2 separate regions of the Homo sapiens genome follow, and region 1 is linked to region 2. The links are chromatin loops, found by intact Hi-C in ENCODE. Cell type or tissue: endothelial cell of umbilical vein. All regions are shown on one strand. Each heading gives the region's core, and the rest is flanking DNA. Links, peaks and the distances in the headings are about the cores only.

The links. Peaks named below come from ENCODE experiments on the same cell type or tissue, not always from the same donor. Only the 100,000 strongest peaks of a DNase experiment are listed, where the experiment ranks them.
Region 1: a loop joins it to region 2, with 7 times the contacts of the local background. A loop is called at or near these places in 1 of 110 quality-filtered maps.

The regions. Positions count from the first base shown.
Region 1 is chr3:106,743,990-106,746,813 of GRCh38, forward strand. The region is part of intron 1 of LOC105374029 (a long non-coding RNA gene); the gene reads right to left. Among named protein-coding and RNA genes, the nearest start is that of LINC00882, 500 kb to the right of the region's middle. In endothelial cell of umbilical vein, for the core only: no CTCF peak of the experiment used is centred there; DNase peaks (open chromatin) are centred at 1,562 and 2,492; H3K27ac peaks cover 2,351 bases.
Region 2 is chr3:106,860,768-106,863,591 of GRCh38, forward strand. No RefSeq gene overlaps it. Among named protein-coding and RNA genes, the nearest start is that of LINC00882, 380 kb to the right of the region's middle. In endothelial cell of umbilical vein, for the core only: a CTCF peak has its summit at 1,473; a DNase peak (open chromatin) is centred at 1,484; H3K27ac peaks cover 215 bases.

The sequences.
Region 1 (2,824 bases), core at 272-2,771, 120 kb before region 2:
AGGGACCAGCTGAAGCCATGGCAGAAGAACATGGATTGTGAAGATTTCATGGACATTTATTAGTTCCCCAAATTAATACTTTTATAATTTCTTATGTCTGTCTTTACTGCAATCTCTAAACATAAATTGTGAAGATTTCATGGACACTTATCACTTCCCCAATCAATACCCTTATGATTTCCTATGGCTGTCTTTACTTTAATCTCTTAATCCTGTCAGCTGAGGAGGATATATGTCGCCTCAGGACCCTGTGATAATTGCGTTAACTGCACAAATTGTAGAGCATGTGTGTTTGGACAATATGAAATCTGGGCACCTTGAAAAAAGAACAGGATAACAGCAATGTTCAGGGAATAAGAGAGATAACCTTAAATTCTGACCGCCAGTGAGCCGGGTGGAACAAAGCCATATTTCTCCTTTCAGAAACAAATGGGAGAAATATTACTGAATTCTTTTTATCAGCAAGGAACATCCCTGAGAAAGAGAATGCGCCCCTGAGGGTGGGCCTCTAAAATGGCCCCCTTGGGTGTGGCCATCTTCTATGGTCGAGCTGTAGGGATGAAATAAGCCCCAGTCTCCCATAGCGCTCCCAGGCTTATTAGGACGAGGAAATTCCCGCCTAATAAGTTTTGGTCAGACCGGTTGCTCTCAAACCCTGTCTCCTGACAGATGTTATCAATGACAATGGTGCCTGAAAGTTCCTTAGCAATTTTAATTTCGCCCCGGTCCTGTGGTCCTGTGATCTCGCCCTGCCTCCATTTGCCTTGTGATATTCTATTACCTTGTGAAGTACGTGATCTCTGTGACCCACACCCTATTCGTACACTCTCTCCTCTTTTGAAAATCCCTAATGAAAACTTGCTGGTTTTACAGCTTGTGGGGCATCACGGAACCTACTAACATGTGATGTCTCCCCCAGACACCTGGCTTTAAAATTTCTCTCTGTTATACTCTGTCCCTTTATTTCTCAAACCGGCTGATGCTTAGGGAAAATAGAAAAGAACCTACATGAAATATCGGGGGTGAATTTTGCCCAATATCTGGCTGAATTTCCCCCGATATCTGTCTATACTTACAATGGCACTTTTTCTATTTCCTGGTTTATCACATCTAGCTCCTCCAGTGTTATGTATTTTTCTAAGTGAAAGGAGTATAATCTCTTCCTACAGTCAAATATGTCCTGAGTTTCTCTTTAAAAAATTCCCTTACTAATCAAAATGAAAGGTATTTTTAATTGCTTTTTTAAAAAATGATTTTAAAACCCCTATCCAGTTATTTAATAGGCACATAGGACAACTAAATTCCCTTAACTATTGTTTGTTAAGTTATGGACTCAAGAACAATCAGTCTAAAGTCTTGGCTTGCTTTAGAGAGCTGCTAGTTCCTGTTCTCACCCTGCCTAACCAGAAGTGTTTCCACTACTGAGCATGCTTTCTCCCTAGATAAAGTAGATCTCTCCAAGCCCTATCCTCACTGTGTTCATCAGCATATCTGGGTTGTCTCCAAATGTTCCTTCAATCCTTATCTTTTTCTTTTCAATTTTTCAAATTCCATACTTTCTTCAAAATTTAACAGCACATTACGATACTTGCTATGCCTTATCTCATTCCAGAGGAAACTGCCAGGACCACAGTTCCTGTTGCAGGAGAAGCCATAATGAGTAAGTCTAAATTGAATGCATATTGGCTTCTGACCCAAGCATTGGCTTGGGACCTATGACATAATACGGTATGAAGCTAAGTGGGGATAATCAGAAGTTCCTTCTCTGGAATTTAAATTGAGAAATTTTATAGGAGAGTGGCTCATAAAAGCAGGAAATAAAAGAATGCAATTAGCAGAAACGAGATAAAATTGAGGCTTTGGCAGGTGAAAAGTTGTAAAAAAAATTTATAAGTAAGGAGAAACTCAGATATAAGAACAACAAAGCAAAAACCAACTCAACAAAGAGAAAGAAAGAATAGTCTGATGAAAATATGTCGGGGATGGAGTTTGAGAGTAGACGGGGGCACTAAAACGAACTGAGCTATGTTATTGTGAAACTTGAGAGTTAAAAACAAGAAATCCTGTTTAGACATCTATCTCAGTGTTCTTGCCCAAGCAGGATTTGTGTTTCCCTTGAGGTACTACACATGTATATGATTAGGTGTTGCTTACCGACCTCTAATTCATTAAATTATCTTTACCACCAGATTAGAAGCATCTTGAGCTCTGATATCCTGTCTTACTCTTTCTCTTTTTTTCTCTTTTACCCAAAAACCTAGCACTAAACAATACTTCTCACATAGAAAATGTTCATTAAGAGATTCAAAACAAGTTAAAGGCCCTACATATTAATTTTATCCAGAAATCTACAAGATAATGACTCCAAGTCTTGTTATTTCAGTTTATAAAGTAACAAGGAATGCAATTTAACTTCTAACATGTTTATTTCCCCCTTTTTTGTCAATATTATTAAGGCTTGGCAATAATAACTCACAGCATAGCTGGAGCTAAGTAACAGAAGACTTCAATCCACAGATTTTTGAGTCTGATAAATGGCAAGAACAAGTCAAAGGTTGTTTATGCCAAGAAAAACAATACCATCTTTTCATATATAAGAAGAAGAAAAAGAGAGTAATACTATTTGATTATCTCTTCCTAATACTTATTCTTTCAAATGGAAGAATGCCAAATACAAGTTCAGACTTTTTAAATGGAAAAAAGTTATAATAATTAGTATAAAATGAGTCAAATATGCTAGTTACAGAAAGATTTCAGAATAATTCCTTAGTAGTTTCAAACTCTATAGAAATGGATAAAACAGAAGTAGTAGTCCTGTTGAAAT
Region 2 (2,824 bases), core at 2-2,501:
GAGAGACAACGTTGATGTTTGGTCTAGCAGTGTTGCTAAGTATTTTAAAAGCAGCAAAGAGTAAATTGAGAACCACACAACTAATAGTCCAAAATACTATTGTTATATGCCCCTCATCTGCAGCTTGCCTAATGATTTTCCAAATATTAAAAACCAAATGGAGTTAGTGAATTAATGGTCATTACAACACCCATCAGCACGTCTATAAACCATGTGTACAGCTTTATCATATTTTACACACCAAGCAAGAAAGTCAATTATTTGTGACTTCTCTTCCCAGTTAGATTGCACCTCCTCAAAGGCAGAATCATTTTCTTTCCATTTCGCTTCCCTTAGAGTGCCTCATGCCTAGTTGGCTCTATGTGTTATTAATTAAAAAAAGAAAACTAAAACAGAAACTAAGGTTGAATTGTGGCTTGAAACAATGGATGGAAGTAACGTAAGTGTGGAACTCTCTTTAATCTGACCCCCTTAAATTATTCTATATGCAAACAGTTTTTAAAGAAGTCTCCTTAAATGCAAATCACTGTCAGGTTCCATATGGTCACCAAATAAAATATTTCTGAGGCATTGTTTAAAACATCGCAAAGTAATACATTGGAAACAAGTTTTAGTCTCTGTTTCTAAGATGAGTACACAAAAAGATTTTTATCAAATCATTTGAGTTATTGACCTCTTACAAATAAGAATAATGCATTGGAATTTGGGGACTCAGGGGAAAGGGTGGGGGTGGCAAAGGATAAAAATTACACATTGGGTACAGTGTACGCTGCTCGAGTGATGGGTGCACCAAAATATCAGAAATCACCACTAAAGAGCTTACTCATGTCACCAAACACCACCTATTCCACAAAAACCTATTGAAATAAAATATTAAAAATTAAAAAGAAACAGTCACGGGAATGGTTTTACACTGAACAAGCACTTTCAACAAAGGCTTGGAGCTTTGAGTCCTTTTTGAGTCAAATAGCTTAGTATTTTAGGCTTTTGTTCTCTCTGGTAAATATGAATACTCTCCCTGAAAAGGATAAGTTGTTTCGTTTCATATCTTGTAGCAGTGTCTTCAGAGTTAAAACCTGTTACTTCATCTTTCTACTGAGTGATAAGTCACTTGGGCTTTCACCAGTAGCTTTGTGCTTAAGTAAATACCTCTAAATATAATCTAGCACTACCATCAGCTTACCTAAAAAAGCACCCCTTCTATACAATTTCTCACATCTTCAAAAGAAACAAAGATACAGTAACTGGAGGGTACAGTGCTCCAAAAGATAGACTTTTCCTGCCAGGCTTGATCAAACATCACGAATTCTATAGACTTTTCTGTATCAATAGCTTTGTAAAACAAAAATCCTTCCATAAATGGGATGATAGTGAAAAGTATGCTGGTTCTGTGATTGCTCGGCATAAAATTCATTAGATTCTAGCCTGCATTCCTTCAGCATCATTTATAGCTGCAAGAAAAACCAACAGCACCTCCAACAGCAAAAACAGGAACAGTGAGCTCTGGAATTCATGTCATGTTTATTTTGATAAAAGAACTATATTCATTTCAATGAAATTTTGACAAGAAGCGGCAGCAGTGATGAGTTCATTTCCTTGAATTCTCTTTGCCCAAACAGCCTAAGAACTTACCTTTTCACAGAAAGACATTTCTGTGACCACTTTATTAAGTTTTAGCTAAGAAGCAATGCTTCCCATTTTTCATACATTTGAGAAGTCAGTTTACGTAAAAGCAGCTACCCTGAGGACTCATTTTTATGAATCAACTTTTACTGTTGTTGCCAAGAGCTGACATTAGCATGCAGATTTTGAAGTCATTTTAAGTATTGTCTGTTAATTAACATTTACTTTATTAATGTAAAATTTACTAAATCATTCTTTGTTAGAGATTCAAAAATTTAATGTATTCAAATGACTATATAAGATGCACGGACATCTCACATTTTAAGTGTTAGTAGCAGCTAATCTTTCAACGAAATTGCTTCAGTTCTCTAAAATTTGTTTAGAAAATTTCCCTTTAATGACATCACATTTAGTATTGAACCTGAAAGAGAATGTAAAAAAAGAGAAAGAAAAATAAAACACAGGCCGTAGAGACAAGAGAAGATATTTTGACCATAAATACACAATTTCTCAACCTGAACAAAGTTCGAGTCATGCAATTTGATATAAATTGCCCCCAAGAAGAAAAGCAGTGAACAATAAAAAACTATTTTTAATAAGTGAAAAATCTGTGATAGAAAGTTAGAAATGTCTCAACTACTGACTAGGGTTTCAATGTCCTTATATATCAATCATTGCAAGAAAATGTTTCCAGTTAGTTTTGACAAGAAATGAGTGAATATGTTCATTTTACTACTATAACATATCCACAGTCTAAGAAATTGTGAAGCTATAATTTGGAGTAATTATTTATATTATAACCCTCTCAAGTTTATAAAAGGATTTATACCAGAGTTGTTTTAAATATAGTAAACCCTGCAATGCATTAAATATTGACTCAAAGATTATTTCCTATTTTGTCATGGATCAGATAGAAAGTTGATAAGAATGATTGATAATTTATCAAAAGTAAGATCTAGCAACTTGGAAAATAAGAAGTTACGGTTCAATGTTCAATTTCATTTACAGATACTTTTCTCCCAGAGATTTATCTCTGTATAATGTGTCAGGATACACAGAATACAGAATACAATTAACTACTTAATTATACTCTGTATTTAGTAGTGTAGAGAAATTTAAATGAACTTTTTTTTTTATCTAACAACAAAGAAATCTATGGGATATCTACTACGGGACAGATACTAAATGGAAAAGACAGACA